Regions from separate parts of the Homo sapiens genome. Here region 2 is linked to region 1. The links are chromatin loops, found by intact Hi-C in ENCODE. Cell type or tissue: dorsolateral prefrontal cortex. All regions are shown on one strand.

Evidence for each region. Peaks named below come from ENCODE experiments on the same cell type or tissue, not always from the same donor. Only the 100,000 strongest peaks of a DNase experiment are listed, where the experiment ranks them.
Region 2: a loop joins it to region 1, with 3 times the contacts of the local background. A loop is called at or near these places in 88 of 110 quality-filtered maps.

Annotation. Positions count from the first base shown.
Region 1 is chr10:122,431,763-122,439,762 of GRCh38, reverse strand. PLEKHA1 (pleckstrin homology domain containing A1) reads right to left here. Exons shown (of 12, transcript NM_001001974.4): 12 at 7,418-8,000. Among named protein-coding and RNA genes, the nearest start is that of MIR3941, 19 kb to the right of the region's middle. In dorsolateral prefrontal cortex, CTCF peaks have their summits at 4,145 and 4,345 (motif pointing right); no DNase peak of the experiment used is centred here; H3K27ac peaks cover 3,846 bases.
Region 2 is chr10:122,339,286-122,347,285 of GRCh38, reverse strand. It overlaps the pseudogene RNU6-728P. Among named protein-coding and RNA genes, the nearest start is that of PLEKHA1, 31 kb to the left of the region's middle. In dorsolateral prefrontal cortex, CTCF peaks have their summits at 4,240 and 4,448 (motif pointing left); DNase peaks (open chromatin) are centred at 2,475 and 4,435; H3K27ac peaks cover 6,105 bases.

The DNA of each region.
Region 1 (8,000 bases):
GAATACCAACTTTTTTTTTTTGAGATGGAGTTTCACTCTTGTCACCCAGGCTGGAGTGTAGTGGCACCATCTCAGCTTACTGCAACCTCTGCCTCCCGGGTTCAAGCAATTCTCCTGCCTCAGCCTCCCACGTAGCTGGGATTACAGGCACCTGCCACCATGCCTGGCTAATTTTTTGTATTTTTAGTAGAGACAGGGTTTCGCCATGTTGAGCAGGCTAGTCTCGAACTCCTGACCTCAGGTGATCCAGCCTGAGAAATGCCTTGGCCTCCCAAAATGCTAGGATTACAGGCGTGAGCCACTGTGCCCAGCCTAGAATACCAATTCTTTTGAAGCTGTTCTGTAACAGCTTAAAATTTAAAAAAAAAAAAAAACCTTTCAAGTATTTTCTATGAAGCTAGTAAAACACCACAAAACCTACAAAGACTAGAGCTACACAAAAGAAAAATGCAGACCAGTATCATTTATATTTATGCAAAAATCCCTAATAGCAAACAAAATCTAGCAGATTTTTAAAATAACATATCTTGACCAAATGGGATTTATTCCAGAAATGTAATGATGGTTAAATATTGAGAACTGGATTAACAGCTTTCACCAAATTAAAGAGGGATAAAAATATTATTTCCAGACATATTGAAGATATTTAACAAAATTCAATCACCATTCTTAAGAAAAAAACTCAACAAAATATGAATAGTTGGATACTTCTTTAACCTGATAAAATATTTCTCAGCCCAAAAGCCAGCAGCATGGGGAACCACTAGAGCAAGCTTGTCCAACCCACAGCCCACGGGCCGCATGTGGCCCAGGACGGCTTTGAATGCGGCCCAACACAGATTTGTAAACTTTCTTAAAAACATTATGAGATTTTTTTGCGATTTTTTTTTTTTTAGCTCATCAGCTATCATTAATGTTAGTGTATTTCATGTATGACCCAAGACAATTCTTCTTCTTCCACTGGGGCCCAGGGAAGCCAAAAGATTGGACATGCCTGCACTAGAGGCTTTTCCACTGAAGTCAGGAGCGTGACAAAAATGACTACAGTTATCAGTTATTGAACACTGTCATTCATGCACACAGAGCTCAGTGGGTTTTCAGTGCTGCTCAGAATATCCTAAATGTCCCTAGTCCATTCCTTCTCCCCAATCCTAGACATCTATTCTCTCATGCCTTTCACACCTTTCCCCACCTTACTTGCAGTTGCGAATTTTGTTTCCTAGTTTACTGAGACTAAGGCAGAGACTTTCAGAGACTTACCCCTCCACGTCTACCCACTTAACCAGTGGCTGCACCACATACTGTGCCTTCCTACCCCAGATAAACACCTGTGCATTTGAAGAAGTCAAGCCAACTTGTGCCCTAGCTTCCATCTCATCTCACCTCCTCAAGGACTTGTTCCAACAATTCTGTACTCTTCTACATCATCAATCTTTCTTTTCCTACTGGGTCATTTCATCAACAAATAAGCCACCATCTTTTGTTATTGTTTTCTGTTTGTTTTTTGAGACAGTGACTCACTCTATCACCCAGGCTAGAGTGCAGTGGCACAATCACAGCTCACTGTGGCCTCAACCTCCCCAGGCTCAGGTGATCCTCCCGCCTCAGCCTCCCAAGTAGCTGGGACTACAGATGCACGCCACCACACCCTGCTAATTTTTGTATTTTTTGTAGAAATGGGATTTTGCCATGTTGCCCAGGATGGTCTTGAACTCCTAGATTCAAGCTATTCTCCCACCTAGACCTCCAAAACTGGGATTACAGGCGTGAACCACCGTGTCTGGCCAAGCCACTGTCTTAAGAAGAAAAGACTACTTTTGCTACTAGCAACCGTCACCTTTCTCCAGTCCTCTTGCAGCAAAATGCCTCAAAAAGAGTTCTATTTGTCCCCACCACTCCATCAGAACAGGCCCTGGCAAGATCACCAATGACATCTGTACTGTCCACGTTGCCAAACACAAAGGGCATTTCTCAGGCTGCCTCTTAACTTGACCTGCGAGCAGAATTTGAAACATCCGATCTCCTCCTCACTTCATTTTCTTCACTTGGCTTCTAAGACACAACGTACTCTTGATATCCTGTTGATGTGGTGGTCACACCTTCTCATTCATCATGGCTACTTCCTCCTCTTCTTCCAAAGCTCTTAATATTGGAGCGCCCCAGGGCTCATTCCATGGTTCTCTTTTCTTCTTTCATCTTCATTCTCTCTAAAGATGATCTCATCCAGTTTCAAAGCCTTCAATAGCACCGAATACTTTGAAGACTCCCACATTTTTATTTCCAATAATGATTTCTCTCAATTCCAAATTTGCATATCCAACTGCCTGCCTGCCATTTCTACTTGGATGTCTGACATGTCAACCCTAACACTCAATACTGCAACCAATACTGCAATCATGATCTTTTCCATCAAACCTGCTCTACCTGCAATCTTTGCTACCTCAGTTCATGGCTTCTAGTTGTTCGGGCTGAAAACCTTGTCATTACCCTTAATTCTTCACTTCCTTTCACTTGCCATATCTGATTCATCGGAAAATCTTCCACCTTCAAACTAGACAGGCAAAAAGCAAATGGGAAGAAAAAATGGCATGAGTGACAATACGAACCAAGACCGTGAGCATGACGTATGTAGAAGTCAAAAAGAAACAGACGCCATTGGGACCAAAGGCCCTATTTGGAAATAATAATAAATGTTTCCACAGGGAATAGGTTACATTCATAACATGAAGATAAGGTACCAAAGACAGGCAAAAAAAAAAAAAAAAAAAAGGCTGATGTAAGTTCCTGACCATGGAAAGTTCTCCACAGCCCCTCCTTTCCTCCCCACTAAAGAAAACGTGCATTAGAGGTATACATACCACAGTTCGGGAGGGAAAGAGGCAATGGAGCCTTAAGAGAACAATGTAAACTTTCTCCATCACTTAGGACCCCTGAATCAACATTTAGAAATTTATAAAGTCACATGGCTTTTACTTAGAAGTACCTTTTTCTCTCATGGGACCCCCCAAAGGCCCTCTCCATCACAACACTTATCTTACCCACACCATCACCCATGGGCCATCTCAGTCTCTGATGCGTAGTTTTCCATGCTAGATTTTATCACATATTACTTTATATTTTCTTTCGGCAGATTCCTCGTGGACATCTTTGTCGTCTTCTTAGGTCTCCTGTGTGCTGCATGTCGTACACTGAAGACACCAATTGACCCAACTCCATCAGGTCAAAGCTTCTCCACATGGAAAAAACCTGTTAGCCTATACCAAGTGATTATCTTTATAACCAGGCCCTATAGCTGTTTCCAAAGCAAGAATCCAGCATCTTAAAGCTATTTCAATCTGTTACTTACTATTTATTCTGGTAACCTTATTTATCAAATGTCAGGGCTTGAAATCTTTCAGGGAAGTTGTAATTTGATACGTACCTATGATTGATTCTCAAATGTTAAATTTAAAGGTATGTATAAATAATATGTCATTTGAAATAGTATGGTTCTAGAAATGTTGAAAACAGACTGAATTCAACTCATTTAGTAATCTGGAAGTACTATTTTAAAAGAGAAGTTTTCAAGACTTCTACTGAGACAGTAGAAGTAGTGTGTTAAGAGCCCAAACTTTGGTATCAGAAAGATACATTTCAAGCCTAATCTGACTCTGGACAAGTGGCTAAGTCTGCTTCCAAACCTGCAGAATAGGAGATGGATGTGACTATAAAAAGAACAACAAAGAGGGGCCTTTGTGATGATGGAACTGTTCTGCATCTTGACTGTATCAGTGTCAGTATCTTGGTTATAATATTGTATTAGTTTTTCAAGATGCTGTTGGGGGGAAACTGAGTAAAGGGTACACAATATCTTTTTCTTTTCTTTTTTTTTTTTTGAGATGGTGTCTCATTATTCTGCCCAGGCTGATCTCAAACCCCTAAGCTCAAGTGTTCCAATTGCCTCAGCTTCCTGAATAGCTGGGACTACAGGCGTGTGGGTCTACATTATTTCTTACAGAAACAGAAATTGACAGGTAGGACATAATTAAAAAACCAAAACTTCATTTTCTAAACCCAGGTAAGTTCTTGGAAATAATTAAAGCTCTTTCCAAATAGGACCAAATACTAAATATTCCCCATTTTGAAAGTTTGGAAAGTTTTATTTCTTACAACTATATGTGAACCTACAATCATCTCTAAATAAAAAATTTATAATTTGTAAATGTTAGTTTGAATTTTATATTAATTTCAAAACTATCCTAGGCAATCACATATCTTATCTAATTTTCTACGATGGAGGCAATAAACAGACTCCAAATTTCCAAATTTTAAATTTAGCAATGATATAACCAGAAGGTGGCGCTATTACCACATGAATATACCACAGTAAGGCACTATTAAATGTATCAAAAAATACAGATTTCATCAATCAAAACTGTAAATGCTAGCCTCAATTCAGCCATATTTTCAACATGTGTCTTACTTGAGGTTTAAAACATACAATTTAATCATTTAAAAAATAGATAACATACACAAATCCTATATGGACTAAACTTCTGAACACTGAGATCTGGTATTAAGCTGTCATATCTTTGCATTTTTGATACAAATATTTCTTGCCTCACCAACTGTTAACAGAACTTTTGATAAAGGTACAAGCACCACTTACAGAAAATTCCTGAACTGCAACTAGAAGTGAAAGAAAAGCTAAGAAAGGGATTTCCTTTTTGTTAAAGCAAAAATGTTTACAGCTTTCCCTTCTTATTTTGGGTTTAGGATAAAAACATTAAAAATACTTTTCCCAAATGTCCAACAATGATCGACTGGATTAAGAAAATGTGGCACATATACACCATGGAATACTATGCAGCCATAAAAAATGATGAGTTCATGTCCTTTGTAGGGACATGGATGAAATTGGAAATCATCATTCTCAGTAAACTATCGCAAGGACAAAAAACCAAACACCGCATGTTCTCACTCATAGATGGGAATTGAACAATGAGAACACATGGACACAGGAAGGGGAACATCACACTCTGGGGACTGTTGGGGGGTGGGGGGAGGGGGGAGGGATAGCATTAGGAGATATACCTAATGCTAAATGACGAGTTAATGGGTGCAGCACACCAGCATGGCACATGTATACATATGTAACTAACCTGCACATTGTGCACATGTACCCTAAAACTTAAATAATAAAAAAAATACTTTTCAAAGGAAAAAAAGTTGCATCAGTTAATAATAATAATTACCAAGACAGATGTAGCTTTTATCCAATTCCATTTTATATAATGTAGAAAATGAAGTTCCGAAACACACACACTTGCCTAAAGTCACATACGGCAGAACTAGAGTTGAAGACAGGCGCCAGGATGCCGGGTCTAAGACAGCCATTATATTCAGACCAATGAGACACTAGGCAAGAAGAAACTTTTATTACAAAAGGCAGTATTTTTCCTTGAACCATGTATTGTTAGCCTAATTCTACTAGTCAAATTAGTTTAGATCTTTTCAAAAATGGACAAAATGTGTCCAGGAATAAGCTTTAAATAAAAATTATGTATCCAGAAAACACAGCTACATATTTGGAGCAGCATCAACAAGACCATAGCAGCAGTGGACAAACACCATGGTAACAATCAGGTGTCCAAGACCCAATGGGAAAGAAAGGAACACCGGAACATCAGTCACTTTCAAGGAAGCAGGCTCCTGGACAAGTATGACTGAAATTGTTACCCAGGCTATTATCACCTCCCATGGCTGGCGTGAACAAGAAAACATGGCTTACACACGCAATGGCACTTTTGGTAAGAAAATAATATTTCAGAAAAATAGGTAGGACATACTAAAAAAATTAAAGCTTCATTTGCTAAACCTAGATAAGTTCTTGGAAATAATTAAAAGCCCTTCCTAAATAGAACCAAATACTAAATGCTCTCCTTTTTGAAAGTGCTGAACATGCTGCAATAAAGGGGTATCAAACATAAACATATCCATCGTCTAACAGAACTACAGAAAACCTAACAGGTGAAACGCAGACACAAACCTCAAGGTCCTTGCATTCTAGGACAATGTATTCCATCCATTTGTAGCAGCAGCATATTAGAACACACACAGGAAGTACGTGAGCTGCTGTTGCATGGCTAGACATTCACAAGTCACTTGATTCAACAGAGATCTGAAGGTCTAAGATGAAGAAAGCCATTTCACACAACAAATGGCCTTCAGAAAAAGACTGAGAAAAAAAAAAAGAACACTAAGCCTATGTGTTTTGGAGAGGAGGTGCGGAATGCCATAGGTTATTAGGAAGCAACCTGGTATATTTGGCTGGATTACTCTAGCTACACCCTGGGCACAGATCCTAATGATGCTCCCAAGTACAGTGAGAAGCCAACAGTTACAGCTTCGTTGCTAACGTGCCCCATGGGCCAGGCAAATCCTCCTCCTTTCTGGGGTCTCAATTTATCTCAGTTAGCATTGATGGTGGGGGCTTGGCCTAGCTGATCTTTAAGTCGTCATTCAGCTTTTCAGGAAAAGGCAACAGATGAAGATGTCTACTTTGATACCTACTCTGCACAATGACAGGAATAGGGTAGTCCAGGAGAGCCCCAACAGGACATGAATAGGTGAGCAGACATACTGGTTCAAAGTCATTCCCGGCTGAATTTCAGAGAACAAGGTATGAACATGCCAGGGAAAAGCAGCAGGATCTGACAATGGATTAGACACAACAAGCAAAAGAAGGTATCTCGAATCATTGAAGGCAAGTTGCTTTAAGGAAAGAATATTCCAGAAATTCAAAAGTACAATTTATCTAACAAATAGGTATACACTTTTCTCTAATGTGGGAAGTTCACACATTCTACAGTAATGCCTTGTCCTCACTGGAGAAGTATTTAAGCTTTACCAAGTGCACCAAGCACTGCACTAGGCCCTGTATATGGTGTTCACCGCAACAGACGTGGAATATTTATCACCAATAGGGAACGTTTGCAAGGAGCAGCCTCTAACACCCGACATAGTTTTTTGAGTGCATCTCAACTGCCCACCCGGAGATTAAGATGCCCTCTGCTTTCCGCCTTACATCATGCCGTCTAAATAATCATGGAGCACTGTGAGCAGCCCAGATGATCCACACGATGCTCTGAGGCTAACATATGATAATTCTGCTTTTGAGAACATGTTTTTTAATTAAGAAAAATAAGCAAGTTCTTTCCCCTATCAAAAAAAAATCATTTTTCCTTCTATAATTTCACATGCAGGGATGCATTAAGAATTCACAGATCTGAAGTTTCTTATTCTTGCAAAGATGACCAAATAATTACTCTGTCCTTAAATATGTAAACTGAAGTCAATTAACCAAACACACCCCTAATCATTGTATTTACTTCATCACACAAGGGCTGAACCAAACAAAATGAGAAATAAGTCAGAATAAACTCTGTGCAGTTTATTCTCATTACAGTGTTCAACCAGTTTGACATATAAAGATAACACACTTTAACAGTAAATGTTGGGAGGCACACATATATTCCCATTCTGAAAGAAGACATGTTATATATACGGAAAAAAATGCAGCAAATATTAAGGTATTCAAAGTAATTTTTTTGAACTCAGATGTGACATATTTACAAGAAAAGTGTGTACGTTTTAAAATAATTAAATAATTTCCATAGACTTATAAAAGAATTGAGATAAATATTAGGAGACCCTGACAATCACCAGAACATTTTCCTATGCTATCGAACAAGGATAGTTCTATTTTAAAATGTCCCAAAACAGAGCTAATATTTTGCCACCATGAAATATATCAAATTGCAAATACTAAAGTGAACATGCAATGTGGAAGCTGTACCAAAATTAAACAGCATTAGGTTCTTAAATATTGCAAAGTGTCTATTTAAGATTTCTCGGGTGTGTTCATGAAAAAGGAACTTTCAAAAAAGCCATTAAAATGAATATATCAGCTGAAAAAGTGATAACTCATTAAAATCTCTTTATTCTATCACTTTCAAATG
Region 2 (8,000 bases), 92 kb after region 1:
CTGCCACACTGATCTCAGAAAGGCAGTGCCAATTTATACTGCCACCAGCCAGTGTCCTTTGGGAATGTGTGCCTTTAAACAAACTGGTGCAACCACTTTGTGATATGTGATAGCAGAGGAGCTTTCTGCCCCAAGGGGCCACAGTCACACCCCTCAGTGGTAACTCAGGACCAGGGCAAGTTGAGGAATCATGCAGGGAAGTTAAGGGATCCTCCCTCCCTCTCTGGGACAGGGCAGGGGCTCTACATTTCTCCCAGCCTGTCCTCCTGTGGAGTCCTAATTAGGGAAAAGGAGTCAGGCTGGTGGGAGCAAAGGAAAGCAAAAAGAAGAGGCAGGTAAGCCGCAAATCTGCCTTTCTTCATGGCCCAGAACAGGTACCCCTCGTGCACCCAGCTTATCACCAGACACCTGCAAGTTGGCTCACTGCAACCTTGCATTATTAGTATTGCACAAAGCCCTCTTCGGCATATAGCATAAGCATTATTCTATAAAATCTCCAGCCAGCCTTTGTTTCCTTGCAGTCAGCTCCTCTTCTGCTGGCCTGCCCATTGCCTTCTCACTACATAGTTTCATACTTTCTCTAGTAAATTTGCCTTTCATTATCTACAACTGTCTTGGTAAATTCTTTTACCCCTGCATCACTGGTCCAGATAGTCATTGCTCACCCACAACACATCCCACACCATGTTGACACCTGGCATTCTTTCCCAAGCCCCCCTCACCTCTGCTGACAAACAGCATCTAGAAAAACTTTTTCAAAACCCAGGTTTCATCAGGGTGGCCCCAGGCCTGAAACTCTTGAATACTAGGTGGTCTTGAGAAAGAGACCAAAATCCAGGGATGTCCCAGCTGCCCACATCTCCAGCCTCTGCTGCTGGCTCTGCTGGCTCTGCCCACTGGGGCCTTCTCCCGTGTTTTTTAAAGGTACCAGGCTCACTTTCACATGTTGTCTGGGCTTGAATCTTCTCCTGAGCCCCCAATTCCTCCTTTTTTTTTTTTTTCAAAAAAGCCCCAGTTTTATTGAGATAGAATTAATGTATCATACAATTCGCCCACTTAAGTGTACAGTTTAGTGGTTTCCAGCATATTCACAGAGTTGTCCAGCCATCACCATTGTTCAATTTTAAAACATTTTCATCACCTGAAATGGAAACCCTGTGCCCTTTAGTGGCCATCCTCTTATCTTCCAGCCCTAAGCAACCACGAATCTACTTTCTGTCTGTAGACATTCCTCCTCTGGACATTTCGTATGAATGGAGTTATATAATACGTGTTTTTCTGTGACTGCCTTCTTTCACTTAGCATGATCTTTTTAAGGTTTATCCATGTAGCACGTGCCAGTCCTACATTCCTTTTTAGGGCTGAGTAATGTTCTATTGCATGGATAGACCACACTTTGTTTATCCATGCATCCACTGATGGACATTTAGGTTGTTTCCATTTCTCTTTTTTTCTTTTTCTTTTACTTTTTTTTTAATTTAAAAAATTTATTAAAAACATGGAACATTTCACAAATTTGTATGTCATCTTTTTGCAGGGGTGATGCTAATCTCTGTATCATTCCAATTTTAGTATATCTGCTACCAAAGTGAGCATTTTATTTTATTTTTTGTAAAGGACGGTCTCATTCTGTCACCCAGGCTGGAGTCCAGTAGTGTGATCATGGGTCACTGCAGACTCCACTTCCTGGGCTCAAGTGATCCTCCCACCTCAGCCTCCCAAGCAGCTGGGACTACAGGCATGAGCCAACCCCCTTTCTACAGGCGCCTCACCCCTTTTGCAGGTGCACGCCATCGCTCCTGGCTAATTTCCATGTTTTGCCTGTTGTGAATAATACTGCTACGAACATTCGTGTTCACGTTTCTGGGAGGGCATATATTTTCATTTTCTCTGGGGTATGTAACTAGAGGTGAGAATTGCTGGGTCACATGGTACTGTACGTTAATTGTTTGAGGAGCCACCAGTTTTCCAAAGCAGCTGCACCATTTCACCCTCCCACTAGCAGCATATGAGTAGTCGTTTCTCTACATCCTCACCTAAACCTGTTTCAATTCCCACTCCGACTTCAGCTCTCTGTGTAAGCGTTGCTTCCCCTGGGAGGGCTCTCCTTGGGCCTTGATCCCCACACCAGGATCTAGGTCAGCTTTCTTTGCTTTATGCTCTCTGGAAACAGTGCTCCAGGCAACTGTGCTCTTCAGGGCACACAGGCATTCTTTAGTGCATATTCCACTAATAACTGTCTTTCCCCACACACTGTAGGCTCTGAGATGGCGGAGACTGTGTGTTTTGTTCACCTTCACAACCTCACCCGAAGCCTGGCCTGCAGCAGCTCACTGTAAATCTGTGGTGTGAGTAAAGTCAAGGAATGAAAGCACAAAGGTCACATGACTCATTCAAAGTCACAGAGCTCAAAGTCATGAGGAGCAGCCATAGGAGCCCTTTGTCCCACATCTGCCAAGCCCACAGGGCAGCCACTAGCCATTGAGTCCACGGAGCACTTGAAACGCGGCTTGGCCGACTCTGGGCACACCGCCTGTGAGTTAGTGCTCCTCTGCAAGGAGGAGTTAAAAAAAAAAAAAGGAAGAAAGAAACATGGCTAGAGTGACAAAGAGTGAAATTTTAAATTTTATTTCATTTTCATTTATTTAAATTTAAGTGGTTAGCGCAAGTAGAAGGAGCAAGATAAGAATAATATCAATACAGAGCTGAACTCCGCTTCCCCAGCATGGGAACCTTCCTGTTCCACAGCACGACTTTCTCCAGAAAGAAGTCTGAGGTGGCCTCAGGCTGAGCCACAGGCATGGGCACAGCCTGCCACTGAGGCTCCACTCATCGGGGGCCTGGGAAGAGACTGAGAGGCTCGGAACCCTAGAGAGTCTGCAAAGCCAGGAAGCATCCAGTTCTGGTTTCATGTTGGGTGCTGTCGTTACCTTGCTTCTTCTACTTAAGCTTATGGCAATTTAAATTTAAATTAATTAAAATGAAATAAAATTGAAAACTCAGTTTCTCAGTTAGCTCCAACCCCATTTGAAGTGCTCAAAGGCCACGCATGACTAACGGCTACATCGGATACCACATCGGATACCACATCAGATACCACATCGGATGGAGCAGATGTGGGACATTCCCATCATTGCGGAAAGTTCAGTTGGCTGGTGCTGCCCTCAGGGTCTGTCTCACAGAGGTTTCTTCTGTCTCTCTCTCCTCCAGGAGAACCTCCTTCTATACCCGCCAGCTCTCAAGGCCTCAGGGCCCAGAGGCCCAATTCCCCATATCCTACACCTACCCCCGTGTGCAAGCAGGGCCTGGGACTTCTGGTACCCAGGTCATCCCTGGGAAGCTCACTCTTCTCCCCAACAGCATGGCGAACCCCAAACAGTAGCCTAGGCTTACAAGAGCAAGAACAAACTCTCTCCTCCCCGGTATTACAAGATGCTCCAGTCTCCCGGATGCAAAACCCTATAAAGAGGGGCGAGGAAAAACCTTCTCCTACTCTTTCCAATTCATTCCCATTCTGATGAGCCCACGGGAAAATAAGACAGTTCCTTTCCCCAGATCCTCCTCCTTCTGGTTCACAGGCTCAACAACTCACATCTGTTCTTTCGTATTCACAGAATTTGAGAATCTGATGATTGCAGCTGGAAAGACTGCAGAGAGCACCTGGGTCAACCTTTTCATTTTGCATAAAGGGAAATAGGCCCAGAGAAAGAAAAGGGACTGTCCCAAGATCGCACAGCAACCATTTTGACCTTCAACAAGTACTCCCTGACTCCAAGCAATAAGGGTGAAAAAATAAGGAATAAATTGTATAAAGCACGTATTATGTGGTAGGTGCTTTACAAAAAACATCAACTTATTTAATTTTTACCATGAGTTTGATTGCCTATCTCAGATCAGTCTCTGAGGCTCAGAGAGGTTAGATGGCTTGCCTAAGGCCATACAGCTGATAAGGGGCAGCGCTGAGACTCAAACCCAGGTCAGTTGTACTCTAGAACCCGAAAGACTTGGTGTGCACCAAATGAGTCCAGGGCCATCTCCCCCGTTGGAGGGGAGGGGATAGGAGGTGAGCGGCTAGGAGGTGAGCCAGAAGGGCATCAGGAGAAGTGAACGAGGCGTTTCAGACATGGCACATAAGAGGTTTCGTTAACCAGTGCTCATGGCCACTGCTTTGGGCATTGGGACTTTGGGCTTTAAAATTCAAGTTCTCCCTTGAATCTCTACGAATTTCTCCCTTGTAAGAAAAGCTTGTAAAATTATTTTAAGATTTTTTTGTCTCAAGACTAACACTTCTCAAGTTCAGAGATTTTATGATGTGCATACTGTGGATGTTTGGATAAACAGAGCCTCTCCCAGGACGAACAGCTCCACTTTCAACCACAAAGCAAGGGGACTCCCTGCTGTAAAACGAGTTTTTAGGTTGCAAATTTTTGCCACTAAAATTTTTGAGGTGGACCATGCCCCCTAGTGGAAAGGGGTGGACTGTGAATTATGGCTCACCCACAGGAGGGGCCTCATTACTAAGTTCTGTTTATTTCATATTCTAGGAAATCAGTTTTGCTTTGTTTCGAATCAGCCAGTGTGGTGAAATCAATTCACAGGTTTTTTGTTATTGTTTGGATTTTGTTTTGGCACTGGGTAAGGAAGACAATTGGGTGTATGGAGCACAGTAAGAAACCCTGCTGTGGAATTGACACACAGATCAGTTTCTGGATGTGATCCACAGACACCCTGCATCAGCATCCCCCAGGAAGCCTGTTATAGTGCAGATTTCTGAGTGTCTCTCAGACTTCAAAATCAGCCTCTCTCAGCCGGGGCCCAGGATCTGCGCAAGCACAAAGTCCCAGGTAATTCAGATGCATATTCAGTCCTAGAGCCATGAGGCTGGAACACCACCTGTGTACCGTTTCCCTCCATCCCCACCTACAAGGACAGCCCCCCATCCTTCCAGGCCCAGGTACGTGCCACTCTCCCACCCTTGCCCCTGCTCAAGTCCCCATCATAATCGAATGAGATATCATATGAGGCACACCCTGCACACCGCAGCCAGGCGCGTAGCATATGCTCCGTGCGCATTGCTTTTGAACAGATAGGTGTTCAAGAAATACTTGAATGAAACACCCTAAAACATTTCCACTCTTCTCAGTGGGCCATCAGGGGAAATAGAAACAGATAGGCCTGTGGCCAGGCCTGAGCTGGACTCCCAACTCTGCCACACTGAGGAGACTTGGATGAATAAATTTACTTTCTCTGGGCCCAGACTGGAGTGCAGTGGTGCAATCTCAGGTCACTGCAACCTCCACCTTCCTGGTTCAAGCAATCCTCCCACCTCAGCCTCCCAAGTAGCCGGGATCACAGACATGCATCACCAAACCCAGCTAATTTTTGTATTTTTAGTAGAGACAGGGTTTCACCATGTTGGCCAGGCTGGTCTTGAACTCTTAACCTCAGGTGATCCACCCACCTTGGCCTCCCAAAGTACTGAGATTACAGGTGTGAGCCACCATGCCCGGCCTCAGCTTCCTTCTTATCAGACATGGAAAATACACCTACTTCATGGGGTCGGGAGGATTCAGTGAGACGGTGCTTACCAAGCATTTTCCCACCAGAATCATTACTCCACCTTGCTGGGGCTCCATTTCCCCCTTGTACAATTAGGAGGTGGAAATGACATCACAGGGCCCCTCCCTGACACTCCAAGTCCTACTGTCTCTAGTACCTTCCTGTTGCCCAAGAGGAAGGGGAGGCAGCCCAATCCTTCAATCCTTCCCTTTTCCTTTTGGGGCTGCCTTCCTCCTGCCACCCCAGCCCCCCGCAGGTTTTGGGGCTGCCTTCCTCCTGCCCGCCCCAGCCCCTCCCTAACATTCCCCACTCTGCTTTACTGCTCACCTTACAGACACATTTTTGGCATCGCTCCTTGGCAAGTTTCTCCCACTCTTGCAAACTCCTGGCGCATGAGTTTACGTATTTCAAATACCTAACCGTTGTTTCCCCTAGAGACCGGGCAATCATTCATGTTTCAGAGACGCTTCCAAACAACCTCTCCTCTCTTAGACATCTGCAGATTTGCTTGTCAGTGTTTTTAGTTCTTGTCATCCCTGTTATCCTACAGAACTGTGGTAAAATGCCACAAGGTTGCATTTTTTCTTGAGCCAGTAACACCAAGCCCCCAGGCGTCTGCACAGGGACTGGTCCATAAAGAGGCCTTACATACAGTGCTGCCTGCGGGGCTCACAGCCCCTGAGAGGGAGGCAGAGGGGTAAGTTTATGTCCCTTTTAAAGATAAGAAAATGACAGTCATGGAAGGTAAGTGACAAGTGACTTTTCTGATGCCCCGCAATTTGAAGGTGAAACAAATACACCATCTCCTTCCTCCGCAAACACTGTGCTCGCTATGAAAGAAATCATCCTGTTATCCTGTTTAACTTCCCCCGCATTCCCTGCTTTTTTTTTTTCTTTTTTTTTTTTTTTTAATTGAGACAGGGTTTTGCTCTGTTGCCCAGGCTGGAGTGCAGTGGCACAACCGCAGCTCACTGCAGCCTCAACTGCCTGGGCTCAAATGATCCTCCCACCCCAGCCTCTCAAGTAGCTGGGACTACAGCTGCCCACCACCATGCCCGGCTGAGTTTTATATCTTTTGTAGAGATGGGGTTTCACCATGTTGCCCAAGCTGGTCTTGAACTCCTGGGCTCGAGGGATCCACCCACCTCAGCATCCCAAAGTGTTGGGATTACAGGCATGAGCCACTACACCCTGCCATCCTGTTTAGCTCTCTCAAGAGAAGAATGAGGCTCTGAACTGCAAATCCCATTTTAAATGGAAAGAAAACTATAAATGCACCTAAAATTCCTCCTGGAAGGTCGCCTACCAAACATCTCAGTGTCAGCAGTCCCAGGCTGTTTGATTTTCTTCTTTGTATTTTCTCCCTTTTCTGTGACAACATGTATTATTTTATTGAAGTAACGTTTAGTTTTTAAAAAGTAAAAAAGTGAAACCATCATGTTATTTGAAAATAAACTACATCTCCCGGTGAAAACCTGGATGAATCTCTTAAATGTGATGTTGAACAAAAGCGTGCAGGCATGAAAGAGTGTGCACTGTCAGATTGTTTGCAAGATATTCAAACTAAAGGGCCAAACTAATTCATGGAGATGGACGTCGGTGTTGTATTCACCTTGGGGGGTCCACTGGGGGTGTCTGGGGTGCTGGTTATGTTCTTTTTGTTTTTGATCTGGGTGCTGGTTATATGGGTGTGTTCACCTCATGACAATTCACCAAGCTCTATCATAAATTTGTGTGGGTTGATTTTGGTTTTTTAAAACATTGAATCAAAATACTATTTATCTGTATTACTAAGTATTTCGGTGCCCCTTTAGGTTATATGCCCGAGCAAGTGCCTCGCTTGCCTCACCCTAGACCCCGCCCGGCAGGGATGGGAAGAATCATTGAGGCTGTGTTATCCAATCATCCACCCCACTGAGCCACATCTGCCAACTCATCAAAACCCTTTACATTAGGGACTAACCTGGAAACATAAACTAGTCTAGGGGTTTCAAACAATCAATATAATACAGAGAACTGGTTCCCAGATGAAGTAAAACTCAAGAAGCTAAGCAGGGAATGAGACGACCCAGAGACTGCAGTGAAGGAAGTCCTCACTGCCCCAGAGCCTGGAGGGACACAGGGACGAGGTGGTATCAGAACCAGAAGCAGGGACCTTTGATGGGTGCTGAAACCCTGGCAGGAGGCTATGGGCATGAGCTGGGGCACAAGCTGGGCAGCGGAGGAAGGAGACACAGTTACTGCTGGAAAACGTCCTCTGAGCCCAGAGGGTACAAACTACCCAGGCCTCTCCTGTTCTCTCTCTTCCAAGCTCCCATCTCCACCTCTCATTGACTGGACATGGCCGGAAGCAAGCCGGTGAGGCAGCCTGGGAAACAGGGCTTGGGGAAGGGCGGGGAGAACCTGCCAACAGGCTCCCAACACCCAGTTCCTTTGCGCCT